2 separate regions of the Homo sapiens genome follow, and region 2 is linked to region 1. A link is a loop called in an ENCODE intact Hi-C map of the cell type or tissue named here. Cell type or tissue: mammary epithelial cell. All regions are shown on one strand. Links, peaks and the distances in the headings refer to the core of each region. The heading gives the core; the rest is flanking DNA. Region 1 holds the start of LOC124902197 (a long non-coding RNA gene). Region 2 overlaps GAS1RR (GAS1 adjacent regulatory RNA).

Evidence for each region. Hi-C counts contacts between places; a loop is a spot of excess contacts. Peaks named below come from ENCODE experiments on the same cell type or tissue, not always from the same donor. Only the 100,000 strongest peaks of a DNase experiment are listed, where the experiment ranks them.
Region 2: a loop joins it to region 1, with 7 times the contacts of the local background. A loop is called at or near these places in 2 of 110 quality-filtered maps.

Annotation. Positions count from the first base shown.
Region 1 is chr9:87,101,327-87,113,401 of GRCh38, forward strand. LOC124902197 (a long non-coding RNA gene) reads left to right here and starts at 847. Exons shown (of 2, transcript XR_007061639.1): 1 at 847-1,037; 2 at 1,212-1,344. In mammary epithelial cell, for the core only: a CTCF peak has its summit at 5,887 (motif pointing right); DNase peaks (open chromatin) are centred at 6,005 and 8,735; H3K27ac peaks cover 1,496 bases.
Region 2 is chr9:86,978,931-86,991,005 of GRCh38, forward strand. GAS1RR (GAS1 adjacent regulatory RNA) reads left to right here. Exons shown (of 7, transcript NR_049794.1): 3 at 2,840-2,995; 4 at 8,518-8,685; 5 at 9,872-9,976. Among named protein-coding and RNA genes, the nearest start is that of GAS1RR, 36 kb to the left of the region's middle. In mammary epithelial cell, for the core only: no CTCF peak of the experiment used is centred there; DNase peaks (open chromatin) are centred at 4,551 and 4,971; H3K4me3 peaks cover 146 bases; H3K27ac peaks cover 2,356 bases.

The DNA of each region.
Region 1 (12,075 bases), core at 2,432-10,431:
TTTTGAAGATTTTTTTCCCCAAAAACTTTACAGTTCTCCTAGAACTGTTCAAAGCATTAAGTTTAATTTTTATAGAGAAAATTATTTTTCTAAATTTAATTTTCATTGATTTATATTTAATTTAATTAGACAATTAACAAGGACAACTGACAGAGACAGGTTTGGGAACAAATTTAGCTGATTCTGCTTAAGCATTCAACTCATATGGTAAGAAAATAATTCATAGGATTCTTAAGTAAAATCCAGTACAGCAAATATTTAACAGACTGTGGGCAGCTATTAGTATGCTTAGAAAAGGAACCAAAAGCAGGTAATTCACGGTGAGTTAGATTGCCCTGAAGTGGTTGTTTGTTTGTTTGTTTGAGATGGAGTCTCGCTCTGTCACCCAGGCTGGAGTGCAGTGGGGCGATCTCAGCTCACAGCAACCTCTGCCTCCTGGGTTCAAGCGATTCTCCTGCCTCAGCCTCCCGAATAGCTGGGAGCATGCCACCATGCCCGGCTAATTTTTGTATTTTTAGTAGAGACGGGGTTTCACCATGTTGGCCATGCTGTTCTCGAACTCCTGACCTCGTGATCCTCCCGCCTTGGGCTCCCAAAATGCTAGGATTACAGGCGTGAGCCACCGTGCCCGGCCCAAAGTGTGTTTAACTACCTAGGAGTTTAACTACTGCGGAGTGACCAAGGAGCCCTGGCAGACTAAAAGGAGATACACTAAGAGCTAATCTAATCCCAACTGGGGATGTGGTTTGGAAAATCGCTCAGCCCCTTGCTGTCTCAGTTTTATCACCCATGAAAAGTGAAGTTTGAGCTAGAATAAAATCATGTGCGTCAACTTCATCTCCTAAGTCAATCGTTTCTTAATTTTTTTTTCCATTGCTTGTCTTATTTTGCTTTGCAGATTGCCTAAAATTGTAAAATGCTTCGTATTGTTTACATATAGCATCAATGACAGTGTTGAACTTAAGCTGATGCTTTATAACTCATTTCCTGGCCTCTGAGTTGGCAGTAGAAGTGGAAACCATTGTCCAAGGCCTTTGGTAAGAGTTTTAAACAGTTGCATTAGACAATGGGCTGGCAATATGTGGTAATGGGGACACCAAGTGAAAGCCTGCAGCTCTCAGCTTTGCCCTTGGCCCCCATCAGTAATCTGGGGAGAAAACCCTGAACCAAGGAGTCTGCGTCTGATGCCTTTTCTCTTTTGCTCTGTGCAGGAGTGTGTCAGTGCTGACCCTGCAGCTACAGAAATGACCAAATCAAACCTGTTGTACTGAGGGTAAAGCTCAAATGGACCCTGTGACTACTCCTCCTCCTTCCCCAATAAACCTTTGTTCCTGACCAGAAAAATCCGTGCTGCACTCATAGGAGGGAATATCTTGTTATACACAGAAGAATATCTTGTTATACCCCAAATCATGTGCAATGACTGTACCAAAGTCTACTATGGATAGCAGATAGTTGGATATCCATAGGATATCCATAGTAGACTTTGAATGGTACAGTCATTGCACATAATTTGGGGTAATTCATCTGAGTGGCCGTAATTATCATGGATAAGTGATGTATGGTATAAGAAGATATTTGTTTGTCTCATATGCATATCTTTTTTCCTTCGAGGTTTTTAGGAATATGAGTGTAAAATTAGTGCTCTGAAGTCAGCAATGAGTCATTACCTCTTTGCCTTCATCCATTTTTGTGTTGCTAGAAAGGAATACCTGAGGCTGGGTCATTTATAAAGAAAAGAGAGGCCAGGTGCGGCGGCTCATGGCTGTAATCTTAGCACTTTGGGAGGCCGAGGCAGGTGGATCACAAGGTCAGGAGTTCAAGACCAGCCTGGCCAACATGCTGAAACCCCGTCTCTACTAAAAATACAAAAATTACCTGAGCGTGGTGGTGTGCACCTGTAGTCCCAGCTACTCGGGAGGGTGAGGCAGGAGAATTACTCGAACCTGGGAGATGGAGGTTGCAGTGAACCGAGATGGTGCCACTGCACTCCAGCCTGGGTGACAGAAAGAGACTCCATCTCAAAAAAAAAAAAAAAAAAAAAAGAGGTTTATTTGTTTCACAGTTCTGCAGGCTGTATAAGAAGCATGGCACCAGCATCCGCTCCTAATGAGGGCCTCAGGCTGCTTCCACTTTTGGCTGAAGGTGAAGGAGAGCCATGTGCAGAGATCTCGTGGTGAGGGGGAGGACATTAATCTAGTCATGAGAGATCCACCCCTGAGACTCAAACACGGGCCATAAGGTGGAACCTCCAACATTGGGAATCCAGTTTCAACATAAGATCTGAAGGGGACAAATATCCAAAATATAGCACTCTTCATTCTCCCCAGCACATCCCCCTGCTCCCTTCCCTTAATCAGCACTACTTGAACTGAAGTGGATTTTGAGCCTTTAACATTGTATTTAAAAAAGATATTTGTGTTCTCTGTTCTAAATTTTAAGATCAACTGAGCATGACATTTCAGGTATCTTTCTCTTACAAAAACAAAACGAAACATGAGAAAATGAAATTAAGTTTCTTTTATATTCCCATGTGGTTGTGATTTTCTTTTAAAGCAGGTCAATTGCCTTTAATAGAAAACTTTCCCAATTCCTGTTAAAAAAAAAAAAAAAAAAGGAGGGGGGAAATGTTCCAAATCTCAGTCTAAAGTAGCACTCAGAAACAGATAATAGTGCAAACTACATGAATAAGATTAAGTGTTCTTTTTTTTTTTTTTTTTTTGAGACAGTCTTGCTCTGTCACCCAGGCTGGAGTGCAGTGGCACCATCTCCTCTCACAGCAAGCTCCACCTCCCGGGTTCAAGCCGTTCTCCTGCCTCAGCCTCCTGAGTAGCTGGGACTACCGGTGCCCGCCACCACACCTGGCTAATTTTTTGTATTTTTAGTAGAGACAGGGTTTCACCGTGTTAGCCAAGATTGTCTCGATCTCCTGACCTCGTGATCCGCCCGCCTCGGCCTCCCAAAGTGCTGGGATTACAGGCATAAGTCACCATGCCTGGTGAATAAGGTTAAGTTTTCTAGTAGCCATAAAAAGAAACAGGTAAAATTAATTCAGTAATATATTTTATTTAACTCAATATACCCAAAATATCATCATTCCATCAGGTAATCATTATTAAAAATATTAATGAGATATTTTACTTTTTTTCTCCTTCTTTTGCATTAAGTCTTTGAAGTCCAGCATGGGTTTTACACTTCTAGCACATCTCATTTGGGATTAGCTACATTTCAAGTACTTATTAATAGTAGCCACCTGTGGCTAGTAGCTACTATATTGGGTATTGCCGGCCTAGGGATTCTTTTTCACATGCTGATACCTAACTTTTATTTTATTTCTATTTTGTCACTTTGTTTTAAAGGACAGGAACCATTTAGAGCTCAAGTCTTATGTCAGATGGAAATTTTTCCCAGTTTCTACGTATTCTATAGCAGTTTCTATGAGGTATAGAATTTTGTCAAATGGCCACTATTTCTCATTCTGCCAGGGACACCTTCCCCGAGAACTTCAGTATGTATTGAGAGTGAACAGTGAGTCAAAGCAAAATTACTTAGCCTTATTAATTCCAGTTTTAACCTCCCAAAAACCAAATTTTTCAAATAAGAATTACATACATTATCTAATAGTAAAAATTTTTCAGGCTGTCTTATTCAATATCTCTAAATATGCACAGAGCATTCAATAATTTTCTAGCACCTTGCAAATTGATACAAGCCTAGCTATTTGGTGGAACTTTCAAGGTGAAGAATATGACATGTTACATTAGTTCCTTATGTGTGGATGCTGGAGATGACAACTACTGATAGCTTTCCTCACCCGCCCTGTGGGAGGGGGGGCCTTCCTCCTCAGATTTCCCAGATTATTAATGGAATTTCTTCTTTTGTAAACTCCACACTGACCCCACAAATCTAGTACCTGCACATCTCTATCTCATTATCTTTATTATAACATGATAACATCATATCTCCATTATAGGATTTGGGCAAGTTAAAAAAAATAACAAAACCCACTATGATTCATTATGTTGCCCCTTCCACCAGTCTATGAGCTCCTCAGGACAGAAACATTCCTTATTCTTCACTATGTCTGAGTGAGCCCAAGTAGCAATGCCCAGTGCATGGTTGATGCTCAGCCTTTCAATTGAAAGCAGGAAGTTTTGCCCTCTTCATTCACCTTTGACTCTTACATGTCATATGCCTTCATCAAGATCCAGGTCAGGACACATTTTCTCAATACTACCTGTGCTGGTCAATCTCACCACAGCTGATACCTTCCGTTGAATTGCCTTCATTCAACAAACAGCCATGGGTGCCTACTTTAAACCAGGCACTGTGCTGGGGAAGGCGGTAAAAACACAGATGTGTTCTTAAATTCAAGAGGTCGGAGGAAACGTAGACAAAAATCAGTGCATTGAGTATTGTGCTTTTGAAATACCTTCCTGTGTATTTTTCCTTCTGAGCAGCCTGTTTTGTTTAATCTGTGGTTTCTTTCTGTCCAGTCCCTTCCACTGTGAAGCCTCTGGAAGCTTAGAGTCTCAGGGAGGTGATCACAGGTACTGCTTGGAACAAGCATTTCTAAGGGTAGGGAGGAAAAAGAAGCCCCATTCATGGCCGAGGAAGTATAAAGTTGAGAGAGCGAGAGAGAAAGAGGGAGAGAGAGATGAAAGAAAAGAGGGAGGAAGGGATGGAGGGAGGAAGAGAGGGAGGGAGGGGAGAAAGAGATATCACAGCGGGCCTTGCCTTTCTCTGTCACAGGCAGATCCTAGGAGCTGCTTTTAAGTCTTGTCTATGCTAATTGGAAGTCAGAATTTAAACTAGACTGGACTAAGTTTTAAAATATAAATGACTAAATATTTACTGGATCTCTCTAAGCTATCTAGTTTCTGGCTACCCACACAGATGGTGACTCAATGAACAAAATGAAAGCATTCACTGGAAATATTAAAACTGGTCCATATTTGTACAACATGAAGTTGGCCCTCCTAGTCAAACCCACTACATATGGTGAGGGAAAAGTTCCCAGGTACTTCCTATATGGCTAGAGTGACTTTTTAAAAACTACATTTCTTTCAGAAATCACCACTTCTTTTTAAAGACCTTATCGGAGGTTCAACTGCGAGTATCCTAGATGCAAGACCATAATTGATTGATTGTTCTAGGAGGTTTCATGCACACAATCTGTTCAACAAATATTTATTGAGTGGGTGAATTTGTCAGTTGCTTGTAAAGAAGAGAAAAAGTCTATTTTTTAAAAGTCAATTGTCTTGGTAAGTTCTCATTAACCATTGTTGCTAATTGTACAGAAGTTCAAATGCAGAAATGCTGGTAATTTGTTTTCATACTTCACCATGAAAGAATTTCTCAAACTCTCTATTGTTGTTTTTTAAAAAAGTCAAGGAATACAAGATACAGATTTTAGAACCAGAAAAATCTGGGCTCAAATTCCAGTTCTGTTATGGAGTAGCTGTGACCTTGATCAAACAATCTAACTACTCACAGTCTTGGTAGTCTCAGCTATAGACAAAAAGAAGGAGGGAGGAAGAAAAAGAGGGAGGGAGAGAGAGAGAGGTAGTGAGGGAGAGAGAGGAAGAAGAAATAAAACATCCTCCTTTGAGGGTTGTTGTTGGGGAAGAAGGATTAGAGACAACTTGAGGAAATATCTAATATGGTTCTTAGCACAAAATGGATAGTAAAAAAAGCTGATAATTATGATTATGATCATCAGTGCTATTGGTTGATTTCTCATCCTTGAAATAACCACATTTTTTTCTGAAAAGATCCAATTGCTTTTTGTCTCTGGTCATTCCTCATATTACCTTCTTTATTGCACTCATTGCAGTTAGGGTCTGAATGACACTGGAGATTTGTAAACTGATCTCTGCCTCCAGGGGGTGGCAGTCTTCCCAGCTCTTCATCATGTCATTCACTTGCTTCTGAGGAATGGCTCAATGGCTCCTCATTGTCCTCAGCAAGAACCTTACTTTCCCAGAGATGGTTTTGGGAGGGGAGGGGTGGGGAGTGGGTGATGAGCATGTGAGTCACAATCTTGCAAGGTATTTTGAAGATACACCACACGGAGACATTCAGAAATAGAATCAATGAAAATTATTAACTACATTAGTCAGTATCCTGCTCATCAGGTGAGCTGTGGGCCACTGTAACTGGAAACACCAAAAAATCATCATAGAAATGTCGAAAATTGTTGAGGATCCTGAAACAAGGAAGTAACCAACTCCAGAGCCAATGTGTAGGGCAGGAACACGAGGGATACTCTGAAGAGGAGGGAGGTTAGGACAAAGTAAGAAGCAGAATCCAGACAAGCCCACAGGAAAGATGGAACTCTCAGCCTCCTGGCCTCTCACTAATTCCTTAATGTGAAGAAACTGTCATTTTGATAATTCCTTGCACAGAATTTGTCTGTCTATATGTTTAGGCTCGAGTTAAACTCTAGTAAAATGTTGATAGTTATCATTGCAAAATGTGGATCAGCTTGTACTGAGCAAAACCCTGCAACTCAGGACTTTATGAAGACTGAGAACTGCTTCAGGTGTTGTCAGAGGAGGGAACCCGGACAGTGTGGCCATTACCTGATGATTCATGTCAACGTTTCAGTACCCAGAAGACACATGATTTACTCTGGGTCCCTCCAGAAGCTGACACTAAGCTAAAGATACAAGTATGAGCACTTTATTTGGGAGGTGAGAGTAGTATACACTGGTAGGGGAGTAGGGATTGGCATAGGGAAAAGAAGCATAGAGTGGAGGATTAAGCAGCTTCCACTGGGTGAACTCTGGGAGCCATGTGGAACCCCTCCCAAGGGATAAAGGACCTGTGGGTATTTATACACCAACTCCAGAGGTCATTGGCTGAGGGCTGCTCCCATGGGGCATTAATTCCTTAGTGCTATTGATGTAAGGCCACCATACTTCCAATTCTTCTTCTAAACGAAATGAAAATTGAGTACAGTTATAGGTGAAGAAAGGTGAAAAAGGGTGATGGGAAGGGAGTGATTGAAACAAAGATGCCACAGCGCCCTAAAGCTACTCCTTCCTCACATCAAAGTCCTGGGCGCACTCCTTTCTTCCCTGCCACACACACTCTACTGCATTTTCAGTGCCTGGTGCACATTAGAAATGCAGAGCTCATCAGAGTGTAATTTTTTCAACACAATGAACCTGCTTATATAGTGGAAAAAAATCTTCTAGAAGATTTTGACAGGAAACTCTTAAAAATTTATTTTTAACTGTGTGAGTCAAAATCTAAATTACAGAGCTTAAGAAAGTAAAGAATATATACCAACCAAGTATTTAAGTTTGTGTGTGCATGCTTATAAACACACCTCTCCTTTCTTATTATGTGAGATTGAGCAGAGATCAAGCACCTGAAGTTCTAATTCTGTCCCAGAAAAGCATTCCCTTCCCAGGCTGTCACATCACATGCTCAGACACCCAAGTGACTCCATCTCCCCAGATGCATGAAAGCCAGTTCTCTCAGCTCATCTTCTCCCTAGCTCCCACCCCTGGAAGCTGTTAGACATTTTGGAAGCTGTGCCTTTGGCTCCTGTCCAAGGAACAGTTATTTCCCACTTGTGGCCCTGAAGAGTTCATGGGAGCCTCCCAAAATATGTTGCTCTCTTCCTAGGAGTAGTTTTTGTCCTGGGAGACCTGAGATACATAAAAATTTAAAATCAGTTTCCACTTCGAGAAGGGAAAATGAGTGATGTATTAATATTAGAGCCATTGTCTTGCTGCTTGCCAGAGCAAAAGAAAACCTCTCTGGCTACACTCAACTGTGTATCCTGGGGCTTAGGCTTCCAATTAATTTTAACATAAGGAAAAATTCTTAACTCATATCATAAGGGATCCTTTATTTTCTGGTTCACACTACCTGTCTCTTGTGTGGAGAAATCCAATATAGCCATGAAGAGACAAGGACTCAAACAGGCCATTCTAACTGATGGAAAGCTTGGACTGTGCCCAATGCAGATGTGTCATCACCCTCTTGGGGAGGTGCTAAGTCCACATACTGGGGCTTGGGGGAAAATGGCAAGATTGCTCCCCAAAATGTCACTTAGTCTTAAAAGGAGTGACTTTAATTCCTGCCTTTGATGGTGGAGTTGTTGAATCCTCTGAAGCATGCGCACACGCACACACACACAGAGAGAGAGAGAGAGAGAGAGAGAGAGAGAAAGAGTTTTCCTTTAAGCCTGGAATTCCTCAGGTTTGATTTCAAACTAGAAGAGAAATTTTTGTTGCAGAGACAGCTTATAGAGAAATCCTCAGGCTGTTTGGGAATTTCAGCACTTTGAAAAATGAGAATGTGTGGAGGGATTGTTTTTCTTTGCCATGTCTCAGTCCTTTTTTTCCCTCCCTCATCCACAATTCCAAAAAGAATACCCTTTTATAAGGTCAAGATTTTCATGTGCTTAGTTTTCATGTCAGATTGTTAAGAAAAAATATAAATTTCTTCATTTTGTATATGCACCATAATTTTTAAAAATACAGAATCTCATACACTTTTGAAACACATAGCTAGAAAAAAAAGCATTATCATATGACTCAGGTCATAAAGGTTAAGGTTGGGAAAAAAGATTTTCCTTGTGAACATAAAGTTCTTTACTGACTGATGATCCCCACATAAGTGGTTTAAAAGTTTCCCACTGTTGCTGAAATAGTAAGTCATGCAAAGATGAGCATAAAACTGGATATTTGTTTTTCATCCTGAAATATGTTCTCCTTGCCACTTTTGACCTTAAATGGAGTTTCTGCTGTCTCTGATTCACTCTGTTTCTTTTGTGCTCTCTGTAGTAATGTGCTGGGTAGCTCAGATGTGACTGTGATACTGTTTTCAAATATCTGTGGCCACAAGTAGTTATACTATTTAATGTTCACAGATTCCATATCCTTTTTTCCAGTACTCCTATGTCTTAAATACAAATTTCTTAAAATATGTTTTTATTAAAAGAACTAGAAAATGATTTTTAAAATGTATGTAAAGGGGATTGCTTACTTAATAGTTCATTTGGTTACCTGAATACAAGGTCATGTGGAAAATCTTCCACTTACCACCTCAATCTCTTCTACCCTGGAGCCCATTCTCATTAATTCTGGACAGTTCTGTGAAGAAAGGGGATAGTGCAAAAGGAGAGACAGAGAACAAAAGATGCTTGAGTTTCAAGGTTGGCTGGCCTGACAAAAGTGTCTAGCCCAATCCCTGCATCCAAAATGTGCATGTGCCTACAACATACCTGGCTTTGCTTAAATACCACCACTGACATGTAAGGGTAGGGGGCTCTCTTTCCTTATACTACATGCAAATGATGGAAGAGTTGTTTTTCTTAGAATCAGGCTAGTTAACATTCACAGGAGATTTTTTAACCCCATTTGACATACAAGTTTACCTGTTGATTAGATTATTTTCTGTCTGTACCTGAGGCCTCTAAGCTACATTTGGACAGAGAGGCTTATGTTTTGTTCCCAGCTTTATTGCAGACACTTTATTGCAGACACATATTGCAAGCACTGTGTTAGTGCTTGATATAGTACGCAAATACCTGTGGAAAATGTCTATGAATGTGCCTCTGCTCATTTCATAGAAGTTCAGGTGTTTGGAGATGGCTACCTAAGTAGTAAAATTAAAGAATGGTGCCTGATGACCATGTTCCTTGGTCATGAGCTATTGGATGCTGGTGGCTGTGACCTACTGATGGGGTCAGCTGAACATTGCATGGCCACATTTTGCCACACCCTGGTCAACAGGTCAGTTGATCTCTTAGATTCTTAGAATTTGGGTTCCTAAATTCTCTGGTGGAGTTCAGAATCGGCATTTCAAAAGAAATTTTCTGGGAAATTATGATTTACAGTTGGTTTCGCACTGACCTAACAAATGTGATTCATGAACCGGGCAGCACTCAGAACCAGAAGAGGTTCAGACAGCCCAGCAGTGTGAGTGGTGAGTTTTTATAGGTCAGATTCAGTTGTAAAGTAGAGCGATCACCTGATTTGGCTACAACCAGGCGTCTGCCATATTTGAGCGTGGTGCGATGAGTTGGCTGCCTGTATTAGGCTGGAACCTGACTGCTTGTGATTGGCTGAAACTCAGCGGTTTGCTATATTCCTAAGTCAGGTTTTGGTTTGTTTTCATATTCAATTAGGTTGCAGTTTCTTACATAGGAACTCAAAGTACAGAGACAGCTGCAGTCTAATGGCCTCCTGCTTATTTAATTTAACATCTCAGTATTATACTGATGATATAAACAGAATGCTGTGGGGACACAAAGGAGGGAACAACAAACTTGCTTGAGGGTAAAATCCAGCAGCTCTAACTCTGAAGCAATGACAATATAGTTAGGGAGAAATCACTCCAGTCACTGACTTGCCTGTGGATCCCATTTCTTTATAATCCCTAGAAAGATGTCTTGGAGGTCTTTGAAGAAACATTTAGATTTGTACTAGTGGAGAAGAAATGAAAGGGTTTTGAAAGCAGAGAGAATAACTAAAGCAAAGTGTGAACATCTTATGTTCATGGATATATAAGACTAGGATGAGGAAGAGTGGGTGCTAATTCTAAGTCAGTTGCCTAACATGCATCATAAATTGCAGAATATGAGCACTTTAAAAAACAATCTATTTAAAAAAAAAAAAACTTGTGGATGTCCCAGGATAATGACTTGGTGCTTTTCCATTTAGGGAATCATGTCTCAGAGTCATTTCTGTGCCAATAGTTTTTGACAAATAATAAAATCTCAAAAAATGTTTGATGAAGGACTATTTTACCCACCTGAGGGAAATGATGATCTTTTTATTTGTAATGAATTAGGCTACATAAAATCTAGGAGATGCTGGTAGTTATCTTGAGACCAGGAAGAACATTTTAAGGGGAAGCTACAATCCAAAGGAAGACAGATCCAACTCAAAGATAAAACAATTCCTGGGGATATTACTGAGCTGCTGAGTTGAGATGATTCTAAAGTCAGAATATAGCCAACACATTCCATTTATTGCATTTTTCTTTCAGCTTTATTATTAGATATTTCAAACCTGAAGAAAAGAATAGAAAAATAATATAAGGCATATTGGTATACTTACAGCCCAGCATTTTAAAACTGTTAGAATTTCTTCTGCATTTTTCTTAGAGAAATCAATCATTAAAGGTGCTGTTGAAATTCTTTCTATAGCATCACTTGATCCAATGTCCCTACCTTCTGGTTCTCTTTAGAATTACCTGCTTTCCAGATGTGGGATGTGCAATTCCCATTATGTTAGGGCCCAGCTGCTGTAACAAAGACACACAATGCTTCAGCAGTTTCTAGAATACATCTTTGTTTGTTACTTAGCCCCAGTATGAGCAATGCAGGAAGGAGAGGCAGTGCTCTCCCACAGGGTCTTCCAGGGAACATCGTTCTTTCCTCTTGTAACTTCATCGTCCCCGGACTGTCATCACCTGCATGATTGAAGCTGAGTCCCTGCCACTTCCCGGTTCCAGATGGTGGGAAGGGGTGGAGAGTTTGAAAGGGGCACATCCATGTCTTAAGACACAAATGCTTAAGTAGCACACACCCCTTCCTTTTGCATTCCGTGGGAGAGAACTTAGTCACCCCACCACAGAGCAGTCATGGGAGAGGAGAAATATGGACTATAGTAAGGCTACTGCATGCCTTACTGGAACTCTATTACAATGGAGGTAGAGAAGAGTGGGTTTTGTAGACAACCAGGAGTCTGTGCTGTTGTACTGTAGCCCATTCCTTGATACTACCACTACCTGCATACACATACCTCAATGCTAGAAAGGAAAATGGCCAACTAGCATAGGCCACCCAAACCCAGACATGCCAAAGGAGTCGCAGTGAATGCAGGCATGCTTCTTTCTCAGCCCAGTGGGGAAACTTCTGAAATCTCATTACTAAATATGATGTTTGCTGTAGTTGTTTCATGTATGCCCTTATCATGTGAAGGCTTCTTTTCAGTTTTGTTTTGCTAAGGGTTTTTAACTTTTTAGTCATGAATAAGGGAAGATTTCCATTTTATGGTTTTTGGGGATCTATTGAGACGATTATACAATTTTTTCACCTTAATCTGT
Region 2 (12,075 bases), core at 1,350-9,349, 120 kb before region 1:
CACAGGATGTGACATTTGAGTAATTAATGGAAAGTCTTTGTAGGAGCAGTGATGATCACGCTTTCCAGAAAAGCAAAGGGAAGGGCCACATTCCCTGTCCCAATCCGGCTGGCTCCATCCTGAGCATTCAGACCACTTTGCTGAGGCCTTTAACTGCATCCCAGTGACACAACTCACACAACAGTCACAGTCACCAATGCAACTCTGGCGCCAGCAAGCTTTAGTTTGTTAGGAAAGAAGTACTACTTTCCATGTATGTTTAAATAGTACAGACACATAATATTAAAAAAACAGAAGCCCTGAGTATGTAATTTGATGCTAAGCCTTTGCAAAATAGGCAGAGATCCAAATATTTTTCTCTGCTAAAAGAGTTGAAAATATGTTTCCAGGGGTGACTTGGCTGGAGAGGTTACCACTTGGGATTGGTGAGCTGAAAAGTCTGATTTGCAGACGATCCATATTTCTGAGACAACCACGAGAGCGCCTAGGGTTGACTGAGATCCAAATAGAAGGTAGTCTCTACAGTTGAACTTTCCAGGCTAGCCAAGTGGGAACGTGAGTGTGGTAGCGGGTGGAGGGGAGGTGGGGGAACAGATCTTATTTTTGAAGCTTTAGACTCAGATTATGGAATCAAGTGAAATGGTGCAAGACCCACTCAAGGTTAGTTAGTTATAAATTCGGACTCTAGAATTCTTTGTGAGGAGTTACTCCCTAGGTTATTAGAGATAATACATTGCTTGAAGGCTATTATCTTGATGGTAGTCTGGTGATAGGGAGATGCCTATAGCTTGCCAGCTAGGAAAATGGCTATCCCTGGACACCCATGAGGTCCTGGGCCCTTTAAGTCAGGTCAACTATATCCTACTGGGCTCCAAAGGCAAATCTTTCAACTCAGCAGATGTTTTATGTAATCTTCCAGGTCCTTCCCTGCTGCTCCCAACATGCGTGTACTTGCTTTCATTTCCTGGCTTCAGATATCTGGGTTCCTATGGTAGCTGCTGTATCTGACTTGGTTCTCCTTCAGGTTTGGCAGTGACCCTCCTGGTGGACTAGAGCTGAACACTGCCACCCATTGTAGACCCCAGCCTGTGAAACAATTCCCATAGTCAAGCCTGCTACCACCTCTCTCCCAAATAAGTTCTGGACTCCTTCTTGTCAGAAATAAATGGCTTCCCTTAAGCCTTATGCAAAAAGAGAGAAACATGACTAATACCTGGTCCTTACTTTCAAGGAACTTACAGTCAATTGCGTCAGATACGGTACAAGAAAATTGAGCTAATGTTACGGTAAGTCTTATGCTACAAGTGTCAAATGGATAGCAGGTGCTCTGTGGTTAGGAGGAGGGAGGGGACACTTCTTTTCGGAGAGACCAGAAACAAAGTGTCTACAAGAAGGATTTTTAGGGATCTACAAATAGTTTTTTAAAATTAGTTATCTATTGCTATTGTAACAAATTACTGCAAACTTAGTAGCTTAGCACAAGACAAATTTATTACCTTCCAGTTCTGTAGGTCAGAATCTGACATGGTCTCACCTGACTAGAATCAAGGCATTGGCAAGACTTCATTCCTTCTGGAGGCTTTGGGGGACAATCTGCTTCCAGGCTTATTTGGATTGTTGGCAGAATTCAGTTCCATGTGGTTGTAGGACTGGGGTTCCCGTTTCCTTTTTGGCTGTCAGCGGGGGTCAGCTTTAGCTCTCAAAGACCTCTCTCCACACCTTGCAATGGTCCAACCCCTACAGTTCAGGATCAGAATCTTCTCATGCTGCACTTCTCTTCTGATTCATCTGTCTACCTTCCATTTCCACTCTCAAGCACCCTGTGATTACCCAGGGCTCACGCTGTTTATCCAGGATAATCTCCTTATTTGAAGGTCGATTATCAACCTTAATTACATAACATAATCACAAGCATAAAACATCGGGTGAAAGTCATGGGGGCCAAAATCCTGCCTAGCACCGTGTTTTTGTGATATCATAAGCTGGTGGGAGAATGGAATTCAGAGGAGTGAAGGGCAGAACCTAAATCACATTTTCATTAAGCACCTAGCAGGTGCTAAGTATGACTCAAGTTTGGAAGGACAAGTTAAGTCAGGACTCATTGCTTCCTCAACACCTCAGCCTCAAGGGGAAGACAGGTTTATTTTTAAATAAATTGCAATACAATCAGCTACATGCAACATCAATAACCAACATTCAGAATTTTGTAGTTTTATTTTGATAGAGTACTTTTTTCTCTTGAATTTCACAAGTTGGCACATATTTATGACCATGAAAAGAAGTTCTGATCAAGGCATTGGCCAAAAACTGCAAAAAATGAGGTGGAATCTAAGGGAGACCCATTCTCAATTGCCCCATCATTCACACCACAGCACTGACCCTGACCTGCCATGTTGCATTACTTTCAACTTTTTCACCCAACGTGGAATATTCTCTCCTTTCAATTGTAGCACAAAATAATATTTAAGGCAGAAAACCAGACTGTAATAGCAACATTCCAGTTGATATTTTGAAGCTCATTAGATCCATTCTTAGTCCCCAGGCAGCATTCTCCACTCTCCAACATTCACTCATTTTCTCCCCTGTTTCCACTTTTACCCAGTTGTATACTCAATAAGAAAATGAGGAATAGAAGACATTTAATTTACTTTGAAAAATTAGTCTCCCCATCCCAACCCTAATGGAGTGTTACAGACAGTGAAGCCATTCAATAAAGGTTTAGCAAATTGAAAAACAAAAATGCAAAGAAAAGAAACAAAACAAAGTCCTTGGTTTTAGGGATTTTAAGTGAGTAGACAGGAAATGGCATTTGCTACCTGAATCTTTTTATCTTTTTCAGGCAGAGGTGCTGAGCAGCTAATTGGAGGGGATAGTATGAGCCTCCAAAGATTAGGGAAGAAAATTGCAGTTGAAGAAAACTTGCTTTGGTTCAATGCAAAAATAATGGGATGAATGGCATGCTGAAATATCATATGACTTACGAAAATGATGAATGGTAAGACCATTGTACATCTTCCATAAAAGCAGGCATTTAAAGCAGACATTGAGAACACTTGGTTCTATGTTCATCCCTTGCTGATCTCTTTGCCCCATGTAACGCTGTTTGTATTCTGGTTTTGGTTACTCTGGAATGGCCAGTGATTCCCAAACTCAATAAGAGGAGAAATGATGACAAGAAGCAAAGGCCGTCTACAGCCCTCACGTTAGGTAAGCAACCAGGTAGTAAGTCACCAGAAATGCGCTGTCATTCATGGGAAGGTTCCCAAAGAGTCAATGGAACATGAGTTCCCTAGGTTAAAAGCCAGTGGCTCACTGGTCTCACTTTAAAGCTTCAACCCCAGGTTCTCCCATCCACATCTCAACAGGCCTTCCTGAAAATATGTTAGGCTACATGGCAAAGGGCAATAAAGTTGCTAATCAGCTGACTTTAAAATAGGGAGATCATCCAGGAGGGCCCAACGTAATCAGAAGCAACCTGAAATGTGGAGGAAGAGGCAGAAGAACCAAAGTCCGAAGGAACATGGTGATGGAAGCAAGATAGGATGGATGTCGTGTGAGGACTCAGCCTGCCACTGCTGGCCTTGAAGATCGAGAAAGGGGAAGGAATGCAGGAGTGTCAAGAAGCTGGAAAAGGCAAGGAGATGGATTATCCCCCAGAATCTCCAGAAAGGAATGCAACTCTGCCCATCACTTGATTTTAGCCCAGTGAGAGCCATGTCAGAATTCCAGCCAACGGAACTGTCAAGAAGCAAATTAGTGTTGTTTTAAGCCACCAAGGTTGTGGCAATTTGGGCTAGCAGTCATAGGAAACAAAGAGCAGCATCATTGAATCAATCCCCAATGTGTGTTAACTGTGGTGAAGGACCCCGGGATGCCCATGGATAAGAAGCCCTTATCTTGAATCATTCTTTGTGCAGGACTGAGTGACAGACTGTCCAAGAAGTCACAAGAAAAAGGTCACTATAACTCTCAACTTGTCAAGCTTCAAATTCTGTGTGTAGAAACAAATTTCCAAGTTCTAGTCTGTTGTAGAGATTAAAAGCTAATATCATAAGGGCCAAATTCAGCAGTCAGACTCTTTACTTGCATGGATTTTTTTAATTGAATTGGTAGCCAAGATTTAAAAATGTATCCTAAACATCAGGATTTTTGACTTTTCTTGGAAAAAAATAGAAAATCTTGCCATATTTGCATTTTCAGGATAGAAGAGTAGTGAATGTCCCTCTAGACAAAGAATGCTCTCTCTGGTTGTCACTGTCCCCACTACTGTACCGTCTCGCATCCCCTCCAACTGTCCTATGTGGTCCTCTGGGCACCTGAGTTTGCAATTCCTGGTACACTGCTTATATACAGTTTCAATACTGGCTTAATTAGGGTAAGGTACTAAAGGCAATCTAGTTAGTTGCAATGTTTCATCCTGCGTGATTGCACAGTGCCTTCATCAATTTCAGAAAAAAAACCTCAGAGATGAGATTGTTTGGCCCATTGCCCCATTCCTTCCAAATTCTTAAGCTATGCAGCACCAAGAAACACTGGCGTGGGTGCCTGATAGGGAATTTCCAGGCCTGCTTAATGACTCCAATTCTGATCAGCTAAATCTTTACTCCCTTGCGAATATATCCAAATCTGACTTCAGCAGATAAGGAGAGAATTTTTCGAAGGATAGAAATCAAGCTGGAATACTTTCAATGTGGTACACAATGTGCTCAAACAAAAAGTCAGATGATCTGATAGCGTCTTCATATGTGCAGGACTTAGAGAAATCCTTGTGCCCTTTCATTAGATTAACAGCATGTACATTCTGACATCAGCTGCAACATGAGCTGGTATTGCAAAATGTGCTTTGGAATCCTGACGCATTAATTGTTATGTTTGGCTTTATTACCAACATATCTTTTTACTCATATCTGAATGCCGATGGTTATGGGCCAACATTTTTGGAAAAACGATACCTTGCAAGCTCACACTTGAAACGGCTCTGAACAGTAAGAGAAGGTCATAGATATGGGAATAAGAGAGGAAAGTCGGCTCACAAGAGTCAATGTCCTGAGCGGCTAGGCAGGAAGGCACCTTTTCCGTGACAGCCTGTGCGTCTTCAGAACACAATGCAGTGAATAATCAGCCATAGATGGGCAAGGGGGAGGCCTGGTCGGGCTTTTGACACAGCCCTCTGTAGGCGTGATGGATGTGGAGAAACTCAACCCTTCCCAGGGGGGTCAGGTGGCACCATCAAAACAAAGAGTGCAAACAGTTCAGTCCTGGAAAAGAACTCCCCCCACACTTACCCCCCTTTCTTTTTGCTGTTTGTGCCAAAAAGTTACAGTATCCAGCCATTCCTGATTAAGTTGGAAATCTATGCAAAGAAAAGAAAAATGAAGCCAATGTGAACATGCACATATTTAAATTGTGCAAAATTTCTACAGAAATAAATAAATAAATAAATAAACAAACTGGCATTGATTTCCAAGGCTGGGTGAAAAAAAAAATCCACTTTCTGGATTAGAGGGCAAGACATTATCCAAATTGGCAAAAAAAAAAGTTCTCCCAAAACTTTCCTTTGGAGGCTGTCGATAAAAACAAACCAGAGGAGGATGGTTCTTCCTCTGACCCTGGGGCCAGCCTGAGAAGATGAAGAAAAGAAACAGAGTATGTGTGTGCCTGCTGTCCCAACCAGAAAACCTTTGAAAAATAATCTTTTTCTGCCCTTTCATTGTTTTCTTGTCTTTTTACATCTCTGAGCAGTGATTCTGTTGGGTTTGGATTTATTTGAGCTTTTGGTAAAATACACCACTACTCCTACCTCTCCTTCCCCGCTAAATCTAGGCTCCTAGGAATTTTAGAAATATCTATAAATTTGCTTAATTGCCAGCCAGTTTCTCCATTTCTAGGCAACTGGCTTCCCTTAGCTGTAATGTCAGAATCTGACCTATGGCATCAGGGTCTCGTTTATCTGATGACTACCAAATGTTAAGGGCGCCGTCAGCCCGCTTTGCATGCCTCTACAACTGGGCATTAGATACCTGGCCTTGGAGCAGGTATCTGAACAGCTCTTCAGCCCTTATCCAAATGGGTGGAAGAGAGCCAGTTGAGAAGGGAGCTTTTGGGAAGATGTGACAGTAAACAGCACCTGCTGTGTACCAAGCAATGGGCTGAGCTTTACTTTGCGCTATGCCCACAGGCATTCAAAGGGCCAATTTTGTCAGTCTTACTTTTACCAATAAAATTCATGGAGAAATTTAATATCTTGACAATCTTAAGCCAGTACATGGTAAAGCTGGCATTGCAAACCAAGGCTGCCTGCCTCTGAAGCTTTACTTATCCACAGAGTCCCATTCTTACTCCCAACAGAAACTTCTAGAAAGATACTTTGATGTTTGCTCTTTTAAACTTCTTATCTCTCATCTAATCCCTCATCACAGAGAATTCCCGCAGAGAGAATTAGATATGGCAGCAAGAGCTTTGCAGAAGTAATTATTAGCACGCCTCAGCTCAAAATTGATTTCCACTCTTGGACCCAGACTCTATCTCAGAGGCAGGCTGTCAGGATAGAAAATGAGGGTTCCATATAATTTAGGCCATTTAGATCACTCTGCTGGCCCCCAGCCACCCACAGCCACCACTGTGTTCATATGGCTTTAAACAAATAACTAGTTTTAAATAAGTAAGAATTTGGATTGTGACAGCTTTATGGGAAAATGTCAGAAGCAGAGTTGTTTCTGAGGGACTAGTTCAGTGGGCAGCGGACAATGAATCCTGTCTGAAAACACAGCATCAGGCAATTAGAGGAACACAGGGATTCCTGGACGGCCATCTACTCTCTACCTTCCTTCTCCCAGCAATCCCTTGGCTCAGTTTTGGACTTTCCCTCTCATGGTGTAAGTTTTGATTCCAGACACCCATTTTGTGTGCTTACACAAAAGGACAGGGCAATGGCATGCAAAGATCATGGGCTGTGAATGAGAATACCTGCTTTTCAATAGTTGTACCATATTAACAAACTGTGTGACCTTGGGCTAGTTACCTAACTTCTCTGGGCCCTTCTTTGTAAAATCAATTGTTCTAAGTCTGGAAACAGTGTAAATAACATACTACCTGGCTTATAGTAGACAGCTAAGTAAAACTTTTCCTTTTCTCTTCACTCTTCTACTAACTTGCTTCTTCAGGAATGCCCTAATTCCAAGGGGTTCCCTTCTTTTTTTGCAAGCCTTATATATTTTAAGAACTGCTTAATTTGATGATGGCATTGAAGATTGAAATCTTGCATTTTATTCATGAGCTGTGTACTGCTGATGGTATTGTTTAACTTCTCTGAGCCTCTATGTTCTTATCTATAAGTTCTTGATAATAATTGTGATGCAGTTCATTTCCAACCAAACAGCCATTTAGTACCTTCTTCTCTGCACAAAGGGCCTAGATTTTGGGTCCATGTAGCCAGCAGAGGTCTCTCAACATGAGGGAAGACCCAGACCCAGTGGACAAATTCTGGTTGATCTAATGTAATGATACTAGCTCCATTCTTCTTTACCAATGAGTGCTCTAGGGGGAGTATAAATGATAACCACTTTTAGCCAAAGAAATAAAAATGGAAGTTTTAAGGTGGAGCCCCAAGAGAAAAAAGCCTTTTGTCCACTACTTTCCACTTAGTTGTTGATGGTGGATGCAATGCCTAGAGAACTGGCAGCCATCTTGACCCTATGAGGTGACAGCACAAGGATGAATACAAATATGCTAATGATGATGGAAGGGATGGTGGGAAAAAGCCAATATTGTGATATAATATTGTAAAATTAATTATCTTGAAGATGTTGTAATTCAGACATAAAGAAATAGTAAAAACCAAATAGTTCTCATTACTAAAGATTGAATGATTTTACTTATGGCTGTCCAAGCAATTCCATTCTCTCCTGTTAGCTGTGAGCCTATTTGACTTACCCTTTTGGCCTGAGGTGAATTTCAAATCTGTCAGTGTCACTGATTGGATAAACAACTTGCAGGGAAAGGAGGTTGTAACTGAGTCATTTGTTGATTATTTGTGGATTATAAGTTGTCTAGAGAGTAGAAAAAAGACTGAAAATGCTAGCCGTGAGCAAAAGTAGTTCATTCGTAAATTCAATCAACATTTATTAAGGTCCTCAATTAGGTGGTGGGAAAACAAGGTCAAATAAGTTAGTGCCCTGTCATTACAGGGCTTAGCAACAACTCAGTAGAGAAAGATATGTGACAACTCAGTAAAGAAAGATAAGTGAACACGTCCAATCGTCCCTCAGTATCCATTGGGGATTGGTGTCAGGACCTCCTATGGATACTAAAATCTGTGGATTCTCAAGTCCTTTATATTAAATGGCATAGTATTTGCATATAACTTATGCACATCCTCCCTTATACTCTAAGTCATCTAATACAATGTAAATGCTATGTAAATAGTTATTATACTGTATTGTTTAAGGGACAATAACAAAAAAAGTCTGTACATGCTTAACACAGGTGAAATTTTTTTCCAAATATTTTTTATTCGAGGTTTATTGAATCTACATATGTGGAACCCATGAATGGGAGTCGGAGAAGGGGGCAACTGTATACGCAAAAAGCTATCATAATTGCCAAAATAGTGATAACAATGTTGAAACACTACTGGGATTACTACTGTTAATGACTACCAGTGATCAAGCACCTCCCCTGCCCCAGGTACTGTCCCAAGTACTTTGTAAATACTGCCTTTTATGATATTTATAACAATTCTTTGTGGTCAGTCCAACTGTCATGCCTGTGTTAGAGGTGAGCCTCTGAGACCCAAATGCACACAGCTAGTTAATGGAGTAGCTAGAATTCACATCTAGGTCTTTCTAATTGCAAAGCTCATAATCCTGACAACCAAGCCATGGTAGAGATTCCAACAGAGTAAGGTGGAGCTTGAAAAGGAGGAAGGAATTAATTTTGCTGGGGGTACTACAGCAGGGAGTGGAAGTTAGGAGCGGGGGAAGTAGGAGGAAGAGTAAGGAAGGTCTTTAAAAGGAGGTGACCCTCCATGGAAGCTCAACTTCCTGGAGAAAAACTTCTCAGAAGAAAATGTATGATGTGCAGTTCTTTAGCATATTATCTAATATGAAGGAGTAGGGGGGATAGAGGCAGAATGGTATCTGAACTGGCCCAGTGGCCCCCCTCCCCGCCCCTGCCAAGAAAACTGCAAGTTCCAATGCAATTGGGACATCAGGGACCTGGGAGAATTATTAGAGCTGTTTATTTTGCCAAAGTACATACTTGAAATCTCATGCATCAAAAGTTTTCTCTGAATACAAAATACTGTGATTGTCTACATTAGACCAAGGAAACATTATATTCAAAGAGAAGGAGAGAAGTTTGAACATACTTATTTAGCATATGAAAGTGGGTGTTCGTGCCAAAAATAATTCTGTGTGGTAGAAACCTACTTAGGCAGTGTCTAAACTAACACAGCAGAACATGTGATGTGAAGATTTGGTGGCTGTAATTCATGCCAACCAGATCCCCCACAACCAGATTTGGTCTGTGAGACCCTCCTCATCCAGCCTCTGCCTTGTTCTGTGGCCTTAGGCTCAGTGGTCTAACTTTTAGCACTCCACTTGCGCTATCGGGTTTTGCCATACAGTTCTAACAACTAAGTATTTTAACCAAGCTAAGGCCTGGACAACACTGAAATATAAGAGGTAAAATAAGATTTTGCTGTCTTTTGAATTATTCAAATATTAAATATTAATATTATCAATCTGTAATTACTTGAATAATATTACTTTGTGAAGATTCTGTTTCTAGTAGATAAGGCCTTGAATACTTCTTTGAACTTTTTGAAAGTGTATACCTATTTTTTAAGTGTATACTTGTTTTTTAAAAACAGTGTTTGCCTGCCTTGTTTGAAGACACGAAAAAATGTACACAAAATGATTTAGAACTGTTGAACTTTTCAGAAAATAATTTAAAATCATCTACCTCATAACTAAAGGTATGTTTTTTTAAAATTACAAATCAATTTCAGCAAGTTTTAAAGTTGATAATATCTCATCCTGTTTTGGGTATACCATGTACAGTAATTAGTACTGTACTTAATTAAAACGATCAGTAATTCTTATCATTTTAAAGAGGGCAAACTGAAGTGATCTTTTTTCAGTGGCAAGAAAACCCCCAACTCTCAGCATAGCCACATTAACCTTCTTTTCGTTCCACAAATTAGCCAAGCTCATTTCATTCCTCAAGTCTCTGCACTTACTGTTTCTTCTTTTTGCTACATTCTTCCCAGAAATACTTGCTTTTCGTCTTTTGTATTTCATTCAGGTCAAATGTCAAATGTTCCTATTTCAGAAAATGTGTCCCCCCCTACCCCTCACCAACTCACCCAGTTATGCAGACCAAAAACCTGGAAGGTTATTTACCAATTTTCCCAGTCCCCCCATATGTCATGTATCAGTCTGTCCTGTTGATTCTGTGTCTCAGTTCCATCTGGAATCTGACCATGTCCTGTCATTTCTATTGCTAAAACTCTAGTCTAAGCCACCATGCTCTTTCATCTGTATTAGCACAACAACCCTTTCTCATTGCAACTTAGCTGGCCATACCTACTGCAGAAACTGGTACCTTGAAAGGGGATGTTGCTAGGATACAAACTTAATATGTTTATTTCTTTTGAGAACTGCCAGACTGTCCCAAAGTGCCTGAACCATTCTCTATTCCAACCAGCAATATATGAGGACTCTAGTTTCTCCACATCTTCACCAACACTTGTTATTTTCCTTTTTGGTTAATAGCTATCCTAGTGGGTGTGAAGGGGTACCTCATTGTGGTTTTGATTTGTATTTCCTTAATGACTAATGATGTTGAGCATCTTTTCAAGTGCTTGTTGGCTGCTTGTATAGCTTATTTGAAGAAGTGTTTCTTCAAGTCATTTGCCATTTAAAAAATTGGGTGTTTTTTTTTTTTGCTGTTGAATTGTAAGAGTTCTGTATGTATTTTGGATACTAGACCCTTATCAAATCATAATTTGCAAATATTTTCTCCCATTCTGTGGGTTGTCTTTTCACTTTCTTGACAATGTCCTTTGATGCACAAAAGTTTTTATTTTTTATTAAGTCCATTTATTCATCTTCTTTTTTGCTTGTGCTTTTAGTATCACATCTAAGAATCATTGTTAAATCCAAGATTCCTATGTTTTATTCTAAGAATTGGAAAATGGAGACTCAAAGAAATACATGTACACACATGATCATAGCAGCACTATTAACAATACTCAAAGGGTAAAAACAGCCCAATTGTCCATCAATGAATGGATGAATAAAATGTCGTTATGCATACAATGGAATTTTATTCAATCATAAAAATAATGTTTTACCGATGTGTGCTACAACATGAAAAACCTTGAAAACATTCTGCTAAGTAAAGGAAGCCAGACACAAAAGTATGGCATAATTCCATTTACATGAAATGTTCAGAATGAGTAAATCCATAGAGATAGAATTCAGATTGATGGTTACCAAGGGCTGGGAGAAAGGAGAATAGGACAATTGCTTAATGGGTATAGGGTTTCCTTTTGGGGTGATGAAATGTTTTAGAATTAGATAGAAGTGGTGGTTGCACAATATTCTCAATGTACTAAATGCCACTGAATTGTTCACTGTAAGATGGCTAATTTTACATTACGTGAGTTTCACTTGAAAAAAGCAAATTGCAAAGAACAAAGTAGAATCGCTCCATTTCCTCTCTGAAAGGTAATACATTTAATATATTTTTATTTCTGCTTTTTCTATATTTCTTTTCAATTTTTTATATATTAGAATTTTAGATACACAGTATTTTTTTATAGTATATGTCTTCTATTTTAAGACTTATTGTTGATATTTGCATTATGCTTAATATTCACATTAACAATAATTATTTAGACTTATTTGTAGTTTTCTGATTTCATTGTTCATCTTTGATGAAAATACTACGCCTTCCTCATTCTTGAATATGTTATAGTATTTCTTTGAACAATTTTTTTTGTTTCTTTTGTTTTGTTTTGTTTCTTTGAGACAGAGTCTCACTCTGTTACCCAGGCTGGAGTGCAATGGC